3 separate regions of the Homo sapiens genome follow, and all the other regions are linked to region 3. Evidence: chromatin contacts called from ENCODE Hi-C or POLR2A ChIA-PET data. All regions are on one chromosome and are shown on one strand. Each heading gives the region's core, a stretch centred on a gene start or an enhancer-like site at or near the end of the contact. The rest is flanking DNA. Distances are from core to core; before and after follow the strand shown. Region 1 holds the start of SLC39A3 (solute carrier family 39 member 3). Region 2 holds the start of LMNB2 (lamin B2). Region 3 holds the start of MRPL54 (mitochondrial ribosomal protein L54).

Region 1 (4,512 bases), core at 502-3,001, 1.0 Mb after region 3:
ATCTCAGTTTCTGTGGGTGAGGAATTCAGATGCAGTTCATATGGGTCTTCTGTTTTCAGGGTCTTTGTTTTTCTTTCTTTCTTCTTCTTCTTCTTCTTTTTTTTTCTTTTGAGACAGGGTCTCACTCTGTTGCCCAGGCTGGAGTGTAATGGTAATGATTTCAGCTCGCTGTCACCTCTGCCTCCTGGGTCCAAGTGATTCTGATGCCTCAGCCTCCTTAGTAGCTGGGACTACAGGTGCCCGCCACCATGCCTGGCTAATTTTGGTATTTTTAGTAGAGATGGGGTTTTGCCGTGTTGGCCAGGCTAGTCTCAAACTCCTGACTTTAAGTGACCTGCCTACCTCGGCCTTCCAAAGTGCTGGGATTATAGGCATGAGCTACCACATGCAGCCCTGTTTTAGGGTGTTTCAAAGGCTGCAATTGAAGTGAAGCAGTCATCCAAAGGCTCAACTGGGGCAGGACCCTCTTCCATGATCACGTTCATGGCTGTTGGTAGCATTTGGTTCCTTATGGACGCTTGTGCTGAGGGTCTCATTGCCTTGCTGACTGTTGGCTGGAGGACACCCTCAGTTCCTTTCCCTCTGGATCTCTCCAGCATCTTAGCTTGCTTTGTCAAGACACGTAGGCTGAGAAGGCGAGAGACAGGCTCTGCTGGCAAAACAGAAGTCACAATCTCTCATAGCCTAATCGCAGAATGACATCCCATTCATTTGCCATTTTCTATTTGTTAGAATCAAGTCATCAGGCCAAGCGCAGTGGCTCATGCCTGTAATCCCAGCACTTTGGGAGGCCAAGGTAAGAGGATCACCTGAGGTCAGGAGTTCAAGACCAGCCTGGCCAACATGGTGAAACCCCGTCTCTACTAAAAACACAAAAATTAGCCGGCATAGTGGCACACGCCTATAATCCCAGCTACTCGGGAGGCTGAGGCAGGAGAATCGCTTGAACACGGGAGTCGGAAGTTGCAGTGAGCCAAGATCGCGCCATTGCACTCCAGCCTGAGTGACAAGAGCGAGACTCTGTCTCAAAAAAAACCTTTTTTTTTTTTTTAGAGATGGGGTCTCACTATGCTGCCCAGGCTGGCCTTGAACTCCTGGACTCAAGCGATCCTCCCGCCTCGGTCTCTTAAAGTGCTGAGATTACAAGTGTGAGCCACTGCGCCCTGCCAAGATTTGGTTTTTAACTTACGCGTTACCTCCTATACTTATTTTTTCATGGTTTGAACATGTAACATCTACTTTCTTAGCAATTTTGCAGTATGCAATGCATTGTTACGAGCTGTAGCCACCATGATGTACAGTCGATCTCTTGGACTTACTCCTCCTGCCTATCAACAGAGATTTGTTGAAGGGATGAATCTGCTTCTTCAGCCGTCGGTAAGGGGATCAGCAGCGAGGACGCTGAGAGAGGAGCCGCCTCCGTTGGAAATCCCTTCCCATCCACCTCCAAGCCTCTTTCCAAGCGGGATTCAGCACCAGGCGCCCCTGGACAGCTCTGGAAACCCAACCCTGCCGGAACCGTTCCTCGCCAATCCGGGTTTCCCGCCGGGGCCGCTTGGTGGCTGCGCCCGCCGCTCAGCGGGAGGAAACCCCTTTCCTGTGCCGGTAGGAGAGGTGGAGTCGCATATGAGTGGCAGGTTTCGCAGCCAATAGTATGGAAAGTTCTGCCAGCGGGTCTCGGGGAGGCCAATGGGCAGGGGCGTGGGCGGGGCGTGGACCAGCCGCGCCGAGCGGGGCCTCTCCGGGCCGCGTCTGTGGGGTCGAGACTGCGCGGCCGTTGGGCGTGCAGCGGCGCCAGTCGGCGGACGAGGGGCCCCCGGGAGGTAGGTGCGGGCAGAGAGAGGACCTGGGGCGGCGGGGCGGGGCGGCGCTGAGCGGCCGGGGGTCTGTTGGACTCTACCCGCACGTTAGCCGAGGCCCGTCTCCGGTGCCCGGTAGCGCGAGGCACACAGAAGGCGCTCAATAAGTGCTGATTGAATGAATGAGCCCGTGCCCTCCTCATCCCGGCCCGAGCAGCCTCCGGTTTGAGAGCGTGCAGGCCACCCTCACCTTCACTGTACAGACTGAGGTATCCAGATGCCGGACAGGTCTTTATTGGGCGCCTACTGTGTGCCTGGGTGGCTCTGCGCTGGGTGCAGCTGGCCCTGAGCAAGACAGACAGCCTGGTCCCGCCCAGCTCACCGCCGGGGGGGAGGGACGACTTTAAATGACTTAAAATAATGTAATTCCTAGCTCCCTCTGTAGCACAAAATAAAAGAAAATAACACCAGGGAAGGGGGCGGGGAGAGCTCTGAGTGGAGACATCTGAGCAGTGACCCGAAGACCTGAATGCAGTGAGGTAGCGGGGCCATGAGGCGCTTGGGGCTGATGGTGGGGGAGAAAACCCAGTTGGGGAAAACTCAAGGACAGGGGAGGAGCTGAGATTCCTCCTAAGAACGGTGACATTTTGGGGTCCAGGGTGAAACCGACTTCACTTTGGCCCATTGCATCAGGTAAAATGCGGCCCTTATCAGTGGCCACACGCTTCCCCTCGTCCATGTGTTCAGCCAGCGGTTTTTGAGTATCTGTTCTGCAGCAGGCCTTCCGGCGGGTACAGGGATATGGTTTAGGGCAGGAGTCAGCCAGGGGCAGAGAGGGAGGCCCTTTTTTTTTTTTTTTTTTTTTTTTTGAGACGGAGTCTTGCTCTGCAGCCCAGGCTGGAGTACAATGGCGCGATCTCGGCTCACTGCAAGCTCCACCTCCTGGGTTGAAGCAATTCTCCTGCCTCAGCCTCCCGAGTAACTGGGATTACAGGCACGTACCACCATGCCCAGCTAATTTTTTTTTTTTTTGAGACAGAGTCTTACTCTGTCACCCAGGCTGGAGTGCAATGGCTTGATCTTGGCTCACTGCAACCTCCACCTCCTGGGTTCAAGTGATTCTCCTGCCTCAGCCTCCCAAGTAGCTGGGATTACAGGTGCCCACTACCACACCCAGCTAATTTTTGTATTTTTAGTAGAGACAGTGTTTCACTGTGTTGGCCAGGCTGGTCTTGAACTCTCGACCTCAGGTGCTGGTCTCGAACTCTCGACCTCAGGTGATCTGCCCACCTCAGCCTCCCAAAGTGCTGAGATTACAGGTGTGAGCCACCACTCCCAACCGAGGGAGGCCCTTTTGAGGGGTCCTGGATGCAGAGAAGCAAGAAAGAAGAAGGAGGCCTCGCTGGAAGGTCAGGGGAAAGAGAGCAGTGTTCCAGGTGGAGAGAGGAGAACCCATGCAGAGGTCCTGAGGCACGAGCAAGCTTGGCACAGAAAGGACCAGTGAGGGCCGAGGCGAGGCAGGAGCTTGTCATGCAGAGCTTCAGCCTCAGGGTACAGAGTTTAGACTTTATTTCGGGGCATGGGGAAGCCATGGACCACCACCATCCAATAGCATGTTCTGCAGTGATGAGAGTGTTCCCTTTGCTGTCAAATACGGTAACCACAGAAGTCAAGTAGGCTTGTGTGACTACTGAGCGCTTGAAATATGGCCAGGGAGACTGAGGAGCGGAATTTTGTATTTTATTTAGTTTTTTTTTTTTTTTTTTTTTGAGATGGAGTTTTGCTCTTGTTGCCCAGCCTGGAGTGCGGTGGTGCCATCTTGGCTCACTGCAACCTCTGCCTCCTGGGTTCAAGCGATTCTCTTGCCTCAGCCTCCAGAGTAGCTGGGATTACAGGTGCCTGCCACCACGGCCGGCTAATTTTTGTATTTTTGGTAGAGACGGCGTTTCACCATGTTGTCCAGGCTGGTCTCGAATTCCTGACCTCAGGTGATCCACCCACCTCGGCCTCCCAAAGTTCTGGGATTGCAGGTGTGAGCCACTACACCCAGCCTGGATTTTTTTTAATTTTGATGAACTTTTTTCTTTTTTTGAGACAGTGTATTAGTCAGGGTTCTCTAGAGGGACAGAACTAATGGAATAGTTATATATATAAAGGGAAGTTTATTAAGTATTAATTGCACACGATTACAGGGTCTCACAATACATTGTCTGCAGATTGAGGAGCAAAGAGAGCCAGTCCGAGTTCCAAAACTGAAGAACTGGCCAGGTGCAGTGGCTCACGCCTATAATCCTAGCACTTTGGGAGGCCGAGGCAGGCGGATCACGAGGTCAGGAGTTCGAGACCAGCCTGGCCAACATGATGAAACCTCGTCTCTACTACAAATACAAAAAAAATTAGCTGGGAGTGGTGGCGCGTGTCTGTAATCCCAGCTACTAGGCAGGAGAATTGCTTGAATCCAGGAAGCGGAGGTTGCAGTGAGCGGAGATTGCACCATTGCACTCCAGCCTGGCAACAGAGCGAGACTCTGTCTAAAAAAAAAAAAAGAAAAAAGAAAGAAAGCTAATGCAGTGCCCCTGATGTTCACAGTTGCTGGACTGAGACATGAGCCTCCAACTGTGTGGTTGGGCTCGGTAGCACATCGTGGGACTTGGGTGTGCGCCCACAGATGGTTTGGCCCTGCAGTGACCAGAGCAGCCCAAGCCGCCACCAT
Region 2 (4,782 bases), core at 2,259-4,758, 1.3 Mb after region 3:
GCTGGTCTCAAACTCCTGGGCTCAAGCCATTTTCTTGTCTCAGCCTCCCAGAGTGGCTGGGATTGCAGGTGTGAGCCACCATGCCAGGCTTCCTGCCTGGGTTCTAAGGCTGGGGGTCTATCTGGTAAGAGGGGAATAATAGCGAGTGAATGTTGGCTGTTGGAGGCAGGTGGGCTCTTTCCCCTGGTGTCCTCAGTAGGCTGGAAAGGGCATTAGATTCTCAGTGTGTGATTTACTGGGGTCTCTGGCAGAGGCTGAGCCAAACCCCCAAGGTGAGATGTGTAAAAAGGAGGAGTTCCCCAGGCAGAAGGAAGACCGGGCCAGTTCTAGGTCAGGAGGAAGTTATTCTCCAATTGGGGCAATTTTGCCCCTCTGGTGACATGTGGCAATCTCTGGAGACATACTTGGTTTTCATAACTAGGGGGCCGGGGTCGGACGCGGTGGCTGACGCCTGTAATCCCAGCAACGTGGGAGGCCAAGGCGGGCAGATCATTTGAGGTCAGGAGTTCAAGACCAGCCTGGCCAACATGGCAAAACCCTGTCTCTACTAAAAATACAGAAACTTAGCCGGGCATGGTGGCAAGTGCCTGTAATCCCAGCTACTCGGGAGAGTGAGGCAGGAGAATCGCTGGAACCCGGGAGGCGGAGGTTGCAATGAGCCGAGATCACGCCACTGCACTGCAGCCTGGGCCACAGAGCGAGACCCGCCTCAACTAAAAATAAAAATAAAATAAAAAATAAGTATGAGGCTGGGATGCTCGTGGCATGGAGTGGGTGGAGACCGAGGATGCTGCTCAATACCCTGTAATGGACAGCACCTCCTGACTCCAACCCCCTGCAACAGAGAGTGATCTGGCCCCAAATATCTAGTGCAGAGTTGGAGAAACACTGCTGTATAGGTTGTCTTGTTAAATTACAATTTTGGGGGGTTTTTTTTGGAGACGGAGTCTTGCTCTGTCGCCCAGGCTGGAGTGCAGTGGTGTGATCTCAGCTCACTGCAACCTTTGCCTCCTGGGTTCAAGCGATTCTCGTGCCTCAGCCTCCCAAGTAGCTGGGATTACAGGCGTACACCACCACGCCTGGCTAATTTTTGTACTTTTTGGAGAGACAGGTTTTTGCCATTTTGGCCAGGCTGGTCTCGAACTCCTGGCCTCAGGTGGTCTGCCCGCCTCGGCCTCCCAAAGTGCTGAGATTACAGGCATGAGCCACCGCGCCTGGCCTTGTTAAATAAAATGTATGGCAGGCCATTGTTTTAGACAATGGGGTCTCTAGTCCCCAGCAGACCAGATAAAATTGGAATGGAGTCACTAGTGCCAGGTACCACGTAGTCAAACTGATCTTTTATTTTTTTTATTTTTTGAAATAGGGTCTCGCTCCGTTGCCCACACTGGAGTGCAGTGGCGCAATCATGGCTGACTGCAGACTTGAACTCCTGGATGCAAGCCATTCTCCTGCCTCAGCCTCCCGAGGAGCTGGGACTACAGGTGTGTGCCAGCACATGTGGCTAATTATTAAAAATTTTTTTGGCTGGGTGCCGTGGCTCACGCCTGTAACTGCAGCACTTTGGGAGGTCGAGGTGGGTGGATCACGAGGTCAGGAGTTCAGGACCAGCCTGGCCAAGATGGTGAAACCAGGTCTCTACTAAAAATACAAACATTAGCTGGGCATGGTGGCGGGTGCCTGTAATCCCAGCTACTCGGGAGGCAGAGAATTGCTTGAACCCAGGAGGTGGAGGTTGCAGTGAGCCGAGATCATGCCATTGCACTCCAGCCTGGGTGACAAGAGCAAGACTCTGTCTCCAAAAAAAAAAAATTTTTTTTTTTGGAGACAGAGTCTCACTATGTTGCCCAGGATGTTCTCAAACTCCTAGGCTTAAGCGATCTCCCCATCTCAGCCTCCCAAAGTGCTGAGATTACAGGTGAGAGCCACCCGTACCTGGCCTCAAACTGAACTTTAAAGGGTGCAGGTTTTCAAAAAAAAACATTCACAGCCACCAAGCCAAAGGGGACCGGTTAACCTGATAGGGAAGTACCCTCAAAATAGAGGGGGTTAAAACAGACCCTATGAAAAAAGTAACTTTGAAACAACCAATTGGTTTTTATTTCGTATTTTTATTTTTACTTTTTTTGAGACAAACTCTCACTCTGTCACCCAGGCTGGAATGCAGTGATGTGATCAGGGCTCACTGCAACCTTGACCTCTCTTGCTCAAACAATCCTGCCACCTTAGCCTCCCAAATACCTAGGACTATAGGCGCCCAGCTAATTTTTTTTTTTTTTTTTTTTTGAGGTGGAGTCTTACTCTGTTGCCTAGGCTGGAGTGCAGTGGTTCAATCTTGGCTCCCTGCAACCTCCGCCTCCCGGGTTAAAGCAATTCTCCTGCCTCAGCTTCCCGAGTAGCTGAGACTACAGGCATGTGCCACCATGCCTGGCTAATTTTTGTATTTTTAGTAGAGACGGGATTTCACCATATTGGTCAGGCTGGTCTCGAACTCCTGACCTCATGATCTGCCCGGCTTGGCCTCCTAAAGTGCTGGGAATACAGGTGTGAGCCACTGCACCTGGCTAATTTTTTTATTTTTATTTTTAGAAATGGGGTCTTGCTATGTTGCCCAGGCCAGTCTCAAACTCCTGGGCTCAGGCTATCCTCCCACCTCCGCCTCCCAAAGTGCTGGCATTACAGGCGTGAGCAAACCACTGTACCTGGCCTGGCTTTTATTTTAATTCTTATTTCTCCTTTCTTCAGCCTTTTCTGCCTGTAATGCAGAATGCCCATCCTCTCTGCTCAGCTCATTGGAGTGCCTATTTAATAGATTGAATGCTATCCAATTCATGAATTGCTAATAAGAGCCAATGAGATCATTAAACTCAATTTGTTGAAATTCATACTCCTTGACAGCCTCTTCTGGACATTTTATATCAGTGGCATTGTACACTATATGGCTTTTTTTTTTTTTTTTTTTTTTTTTTGAGACAAAGTTTCTCATTGTTGCCCAGGCTGGAGTGCAGTGCCGCGATCTTGGCTTACTGCAACCTCCACGTCCCAAGTTCAAGAGATTCTCCTGCCTCAGCCTCCCAAGTAGCTGGGATTACCGGCGCGCGCCTCCGTAGTAGAGATGGTGTGGGGGGGTCTCCCTATGTGGTCCAGGCTGATCTCGAAATTCTTTTCTCAAGTGATCCACCGGCCTTGGCCTCCCAAAGTGCTGGGATTACAGGCGTGAGCCACCACGCCCGGCCCTATATGGCCTTTTGTGTCTGGTTCTTTGAACACGTTTTGAGGTTCTCTAAGTGGGGAAACAGGTACTAGAAAGCAACCCAACGCTGTTTCCTCGTGGCGGAGCTGGGAGTTTGCAGCCAGGAAGTCTGTCTCTGGAGTCAGCGCCTCTGCGAAGCGAGAGCTGGACGGAGACTTCAACTTCCGGCGTGCCCCGCGCGCGCCCGGCGGTCGGACTACCAGTCCCAGGCTGCCCCGCCGCGGCGGGCGGCGGGCGCGGCGCGGCGCGGCGCCATCTTGCAGCCGGCGGCGCGGATTGAATGAGCCCGCCGAGCCCGGGCCGCCGTCGGGAGCAGCGCAGGCCGCGAGCCGCCGCCACCATGGCCACGCCGCTGCCCGGCCGCGCGGGCGGGCCCGCCACGCCGCTGTCGCCCACGCGCCTGTCGCGGCTGCAGGAGAAGGAGGAGCTGCGCGAGCTCAACGACCGCCTGGCGCACTACATCGACCGCGTCCGCGCGCTGGAGCTGGAGAACGACCGGCTCCTGCTCAAGATCTCAGAGAAGGAGGAGGTGACCACGCGCGAGGTGGGCGCCGGGGCTTAGGGGCCGGGCGGGGGTGCAGCCGGCAGGCCCCGCCCACCGCGGGGCGCGCGATCGCGGGGACCCTGGGCGGGGGTGCAGACGGGGACGGGCCCCGGCTTCGGGGGTTTCCGCGGGGTTTCGGGGGGCCCCTGAGTGAGGGGTGCAGCTCGGCCAGGTCCCTCCCACCGCGGGGTGGGCAATCGCTGGGACCCTGGGTGCAGACAGGGACGGGCCCGGGTCTCGAGGGTCTCCAGGGGGTTTCGAGGGGCCCCTGAGTGAGCGGTGCAGTTCGGCCAGGCCCCGCCCACCGCGGGGTGCGTGATCGCGGGGACCCTGGGCGGGGGTGCAGACGGGGACAGGCTCCGGCTCGGGGGTCTCCAGGAGGTTTGGGGGCTTCTGAGTGAGGGGTGCTGCTCGGCTAGGCCCAGCCCACTGCGGGGCTCCCAGTCGCGGGGAACCCTGAGCTGGGATGCAGACGGGGACAGTCCGGCCTCGGGGATCTCCGCCGCGTTTCGGAGAGTCCCTGAGTGAAAGGTGCTACTCGGCCAGGCCCCGCCCACCACGGGGCGCGCGATCGCGGGGGACTCTGAACGACTCCCGGCTTGGGGTCTCCAGGGGGTTTGCGGGGGGCTCCTGGATGAAGGGTGCAGGTCCTGGCCACCGCGGGGTGCGCGATCGCGGGGACCCTGGGCAGGGGTGCAGACCGGGAAGGGTCCCGGCTTGGGGGTCTCCAGGGGGTTTCAAGGGGTCCCTGAGTGAGGGGTGCAGCTCGGCCAGGCCCAGCCCACCGCGGAGTACGCGATCACGGGGGACCCTGAGCAGGGGTGGGGTCAGCCTGGCCTCGGGGATCTCCAGGGGGAGACCCTGAGTGAGGGGTGCCACCTGGGCAGGCCCTGCCCACCGCAGTTTCCGAGATCTTGGGGGACCCCTTGGGAGGGGTGCAGACCGGAGTGGCCCATTCTCTTGGGGACCTCCAGGGGGTTTCTAG
Region 3 (4,496 bases), core at 1,997-4,496:
AGAAAAAAAAAAATTTTTTTTTTTTTTTTTGAGACCAAGTCTCACTCTGTTGCCCAGGCTGGAGTACAATGGCGTGATCTCAGCTCACTGCAACCTCTGCCTCCCAGGCTCAAGCAATTCTCGTGCCTCAGCCTCCCAAGTAACTGGGACTACAGGAATGTGCCACCACACCCGGCTAATTTTTATATTTTTAGTAGAGACGAGGTTTCACCATGTTGGCCAGGCTGGTCTCGAACTCCTGACCTCAGGTGATCCAAACGCCTTGCCTCCCAAAGTGCTGGGATTACAGGTGTGAGCCACGGCGCCCAGCCTGAAAAAAAATTTTTTTTAAGTATTTGCTTAAGATAAAGCATTGTTTTAGGTACTTGACATGTGTTCTAATCTCATGAATTCCTCACAGCCCTCTGAGGGAGGGATGGGTCCCATCACCCCATTACAGATGGGCAGAGCCCTGAAGCCCCCTGCCCTAAAGCCAGGATGGGTAGGTGTGACTATTAGGCTCCGGCTGGAGTGGCGATCCGCCTCTCCGGGAAGGGGTCCTCCTGGGGCGGAGGAAGGAATAGTCATTGCAGGATGACACAGCCTGGCCTACTCACCATTCAGGGTACTCAGCATCCGGTTTCAGGGGTACATCCTGCCCTTCCTTGTAGATGTTGACGCCCATGGCATATGTGGTGAGCTGGACAGGATCTGTGCATACGTCGGGGTCCTTGAGGGCCTCGCTGGTCACTGCACCTTTTCCCGATTTGGCCCCCTTCATAACTGGGGAGACGAGAGGGAGAGTCATTTCAGCCCAGCCCCTCCTCTGGAAGCCAAACTTCTCTCACAGAACCCTGTCTCAGGTGGCCTCTGCCCCTGGCTGGACTCTGCTACACTCAAAACTTTCTTTTTTTTTTTTTTTGAGACGGAGTCTCGCTCTGTTGCCCAGGTGGAGTGCAGTGGCGCAGTCTCAGCTCACTGCAAGCTCCGCCTCCCGGGTTCAAGCCATTCTCCTGCCTCAGCCTCCCAAGTAGCTGGGACTACAGGCGCCCACCACCACGCCCAGCTAATTTTTTGTATTTTTAGTAGAGACGGGGTTTCACCGTGTTAGCCAGGATGGTCTCGATCTCCTGACCTCGTGATCTGCCCACCTTGGCCTCCCAAAGTGTTGGGATTACAGGCGTGAGCCACCGCGCCCGGCCACTCAAAACTTTTTTTTAAAGACAGGGTCTCAGCCAGGCATAGTGGCTCATGCCTGTAATCCCAGCACTCTGGGAGGCCGAGGTGGGAAGATCACCTGAGGTCAGGTGAGTTTAAGACCAGCCTGGCCAACATGGTGAAAACTTGTCTCTACTAAAAATACAAAAAAAAAAATTAGCTGGGCATGGTGGCATATGCCTGTGATCCCAGCTACTCGGGAGGCTGAGGCAGGAGAATCACTTGAACCCGGGAGGCGGAGGTTGCAGTGAGCTGAGATCGCATCGCTGCACTCCAGCCTAGGTTACAGAGCAAGATTCCATCTCAAAAAAATAAAAAATCTAAAAAATTAAAAAATAAAGACAGCCCGGCCGGGCGCGGCGGCTCACGCCTGTAATCCCAGCTCTTTGGGAGGCCAAGGTGGGCGGATCACGAGGTCAGGAGGTTGAGACCATCCTGGCTAACATGGTGAAATTCCATCTCTACTAAAAATACAAAAACATTAGCCGGGCATGGTGGTGGGCACCTGTGGTCCCAGCTACTTGGGAGGCTGAGGCAGGAGAATGGCGTGAACCCAGGAGGCGGAGCTTGCAGTGAGCCAAGATTGCGCCACTGCACACTCCAGCCTGGGCGACAGAGCGAGACTCCGTCTGAAGAAAATAAAAAAATAAAAAATAAAAGCCCAGGCTGGAGGGCAGGGGCACAATCATGGCTCACTGCAGCCTCAAACTCCCAGGCTCAAGTGATCCTTCTGCCTCAGCCTCCCAAGTAGCTGAGATCACAGTTGTGAGCCACCATGCCCCGCTTATTTTTATTTTTATTTATTTATTTATTTATTTTGAGACAGAGTCTCACTGTGTCGCCCAGGCTGGAGTGCAGTGGCGTGATCTCGGCTCACTGCAACCTCCGCCTCCTGGGTTCAAGCAGTTCTCCTGCCTCAGCCTCCTGAGTAGCTGGGATTACAGACATGTGCCACCATGCCCCACTAATTTTTGTATTTTTAGTAGAGCTAGGGTTTCACCATGTTGGTCAGGCTGATCTTGAATTCCTGACCTTGTGATCCACCTGCATCAGCCTCCCAAAGTGCTGGGATTACAGGCGTGAGCTACCGCGCCAGGCAATTTTTTTTTTTTTTTATACAAACAGGGTCCTGCTATGTTGCCCAGGCTGGTCTCGAACTCCTGGGTTCAAGCAATCGATCCTCCCTCCTTGGCTTCCCAAAGTGCCGGGAATAAAGGTGTGAGCCATCATGCCTGGCCTCGAAATCACTTTAAGTGGGATTTGGACACAGCATTAAGTAACTTTAAGTGGGATTTGGACATAGCATTAAGTAACACCGATGCTTGGAATGACCAAGTCATTCAAGTTATATTTTGTCTGCTATGTGTCTGTCTTTAAGGCCGAACATTGGACAATTTCCCCCTTTCAACAAAGGAGATCAGGCAAGGCTGTATCCAGCTAAACCTTAATAACCTTGTTTTGTTCTTGCTGAAGTGGCCAATTAAACGGGCTCCATAATTTCTTTGAATGTTTGGTAACGTCTTGGCCAAGGTTACCCAGCGATTTGGAGGCAGGCAGAGAAACAGAACTGGAACCCAAGTTCATGACCTCCCCAGACTCCCTTCAAATCCTTTCCAACCCGCGCCTGCGCAGTGAAACGCGTGGTCTCCACGTAACCACATCCTCCTCCCAGGCCGCTCCGCCCCAAGCTGGCGCCTGCGCCCTGGGTCCAATCGCTACAGTATCTCCGAGCCAGACGCCCGAGCTCCAAGCGGCGCTGGGTCCCTCAAACTGCGCCTGCGCATACAGCCTGGCATCCGCCTCTCTGCGCTTGCGCATCAGTTCTAGCACCACCTCCCCAACCACCGCCTGCGCACTGTCAATTCCTCAGTGCACCCACCGTCCCCATTTGGTTCCTCTTAACCCAGCTCACCTGGTTTCTTGGCATAATCCCGGGCCAGGAGTCTTCCGGAAGTGGCGGGGTTTAGGAGCTCCCAGGCCCCCCAGCCGGCCCACGTCCGGGTAGCCCCGAAAAGGCGTTTGGTCGCCATGACGTATTGCGGGCAGCTTGCAAGTGCACGTTTCCGGAAGACGTCAGTGGCCCAAGGGTGTTTGGGAGTTGTAGGCCCCGTGGAAGTGTAGGCCCCGTGGAGGTGTCTGGGAAATGCGGTCTCCCAAGCTTTCATAATCTATGGTGATTTCTTCAGACTTTTGTAGACATACACAGTTACTATAGGAGGAGGCGTTCAAGGGATATTTCATTGACTTCTTGCCCTTCTTCAATTACATAACATTTACTAAAAATATCACACTTTATATGTTCCTGATTCCATCCAATGAGTAATTATTCAAAGCTTTAAAGTTAAAAAAAGAAGATTAACAATGAGTCTAATATACTCCAGTAGGGCTGGAGTCTAATCACTGTTAATTTTTATAACATTATATTTTTAAAATTATATATAACATATATAATACATATAATATATAGTATGTTTTATATATAATATATAAATTAATAATATATATTTTATATATTCTTTTCCAGCTCTACTACTGCTAAATCCTTAACCCGCTTGATCTAATTTAATCCTCACAATTGAGAGGTAGGTACTATTTTTTCCCCAGCTTATAATGAGGAAACTGAGTTCTCAGGGAGGTAAAGTTCCCAGGCCGACCCCAAATCCATGGTGCACCTATGTGTCTCCCTACTGTGAGCCAAACCGAAAGTCCGTCTTTAACAGGGTCTCCACGACGCTTCCGGTGCCTCAAGGTCCCAAGGAAACCACCTCTCACACTTCTTTAATATTTCCCAACCCCACTTCTCCCCATCTGCCATCCTTTGGAATAATGAACACAGCCCCCAGAGCCAGGCAGTGATTATTAACCCTATTTTGCAGGAGAACAAACAGGTCCTGGGGCCAGCCGGGGCAGTCTGCGGGCCGGGAAGCCTGGGATTCGAACTCCCCTCCAACATCTGCAGTTGTCCCAGCGCCCCCGCGTGGCGAGGCTGGGTGGGAGAACTACATTTCCCAGCAGGCCTCGCGAGGCCGCGCATGCTCAATGGGCCAGGGCTCTGCGCGGATAGAGGAGCGGGCGCCGGGACCGGGAATCCCCGAGCTGCGCCTTCTGGGGACGCGGCCCGGGCTACGTCGGGGCCGTCCGTGGGGAGCGGGGTCCTGGAGGCTGCGCGGGGCTGAGGCGGCCTCGATTTGGGAAGTGAGTGTCCTCGAGGTGCAGAGCGCAGTCTGAGTCGGCGCTTGAGGTCTTCGGTCTGAGGGGGGACTAGGGTCTGGGCTTGGGGCTGGGTCCTGAAGTCGGGG

Evidence for each region. Hi-C counts contacts between places; a loop is a spot of excess contacts on that map. ChIA-PET counts read pairs that join two places held with the same protein, here RNA polymerase II (POLR2A). Pooled maps may share reads with other maps.
Region 1: a loop to region 3 is called in a map of gastrocnemius medialis, with 6 times the contacts of the local background. The contact joins the promoter of SLC39A3 here to the promoter of MRPL54 in region 3. A Hi-C loop is called at or near these places in 1 of 168 maps with a recorded cell type or tissue (gastrocnemius medialis), 1 of 37 single-sample maps with no recorded cell type and 3 of 50 pooled maps.
Region 2: a map of CD8-positive, alpha-beta T cell shows a loop between it and region 3 (13-fold over the local background). The contact joins the promoter of LMNB2 here to the promoter of MRPL54 in region 3. A Hi-C loop is called at or near these places in 1 of 168 maps with a recorded cell type or tissue (CD8-positive, alpha-beta T cell) and 3 of 50 pooled maps. POLR2A ChIA-PET finds 5 or more read pairs at or near these places in 1 of 52 experiments (activated B cell).

What each region holds. Positions count from the first base shown.
Region 1 is chr19:2,737,256-2,741,767 of GRCh38, reverse strand. SLC39A3 (solute carrier family 39 member 3) reads left to right here and starts at 1,751. Exons shown (of 3, transcript NM_144564.5): 1 at 1,751-1,823; 2 at 4,389-4,512. The coding sequence starts at 4,511. RefSeq lists enhancers at 1,470-1,519, 2,220-2,269 and silencers at 1,580-1,979, 2,388-2,655.
Region 2 is chr19:2,455,685-2,460,466 of GRCh38, reverse strand. LMNB2 (lamin B2) reads left to right here and starts at 3,508. Exons shown (of 12, transcript NM_032737.4): 1 at 3,508-3,797. The coding sequence starts at 3,534. It overlaps LINC01775 (long intergenic non-protein coding RNA 1775), which reads left to right. Exons shown (of 2, transcript NR_134931.1): 2 at 1,367-1,530. RefSeq lists silencers at 3,410-3,589, 3,710-3,959, 4,020-4,109, 4,340-4,519 and an enhancer at 4,780-4,782.
Region 3 is chr19:3,761,432-3,765,927 of GRCh38, reverse strand. MRPL54 (mitochondrial ribosomal protein L54) reads right to left here and starts at 3,246. Exons shown (of 3, transcript NM_172251.3): 1 at 3,110-3,246; 2 at 597-762. The coding sequence starts at 3,227. It overlaps APBA3 (amyloid beta precursor protein binding family A member 3), which reads left to right and starts at 4,236. Exons shown (of 11, transcript NM_004886.4): 1 at 4,236-4,392. LOC105372248 (a long non-coding RNA gene) reads left to right here and starts at 3,288. Exons shown (of 3, transcript XR_936268.1): 1 at 3,288-3,370; 2 at 3,722-3,779; 3 at 4,074-4,174. RefSeq lists an enhancer at 2,883-3,372 and a silencer at 4,034-4,351.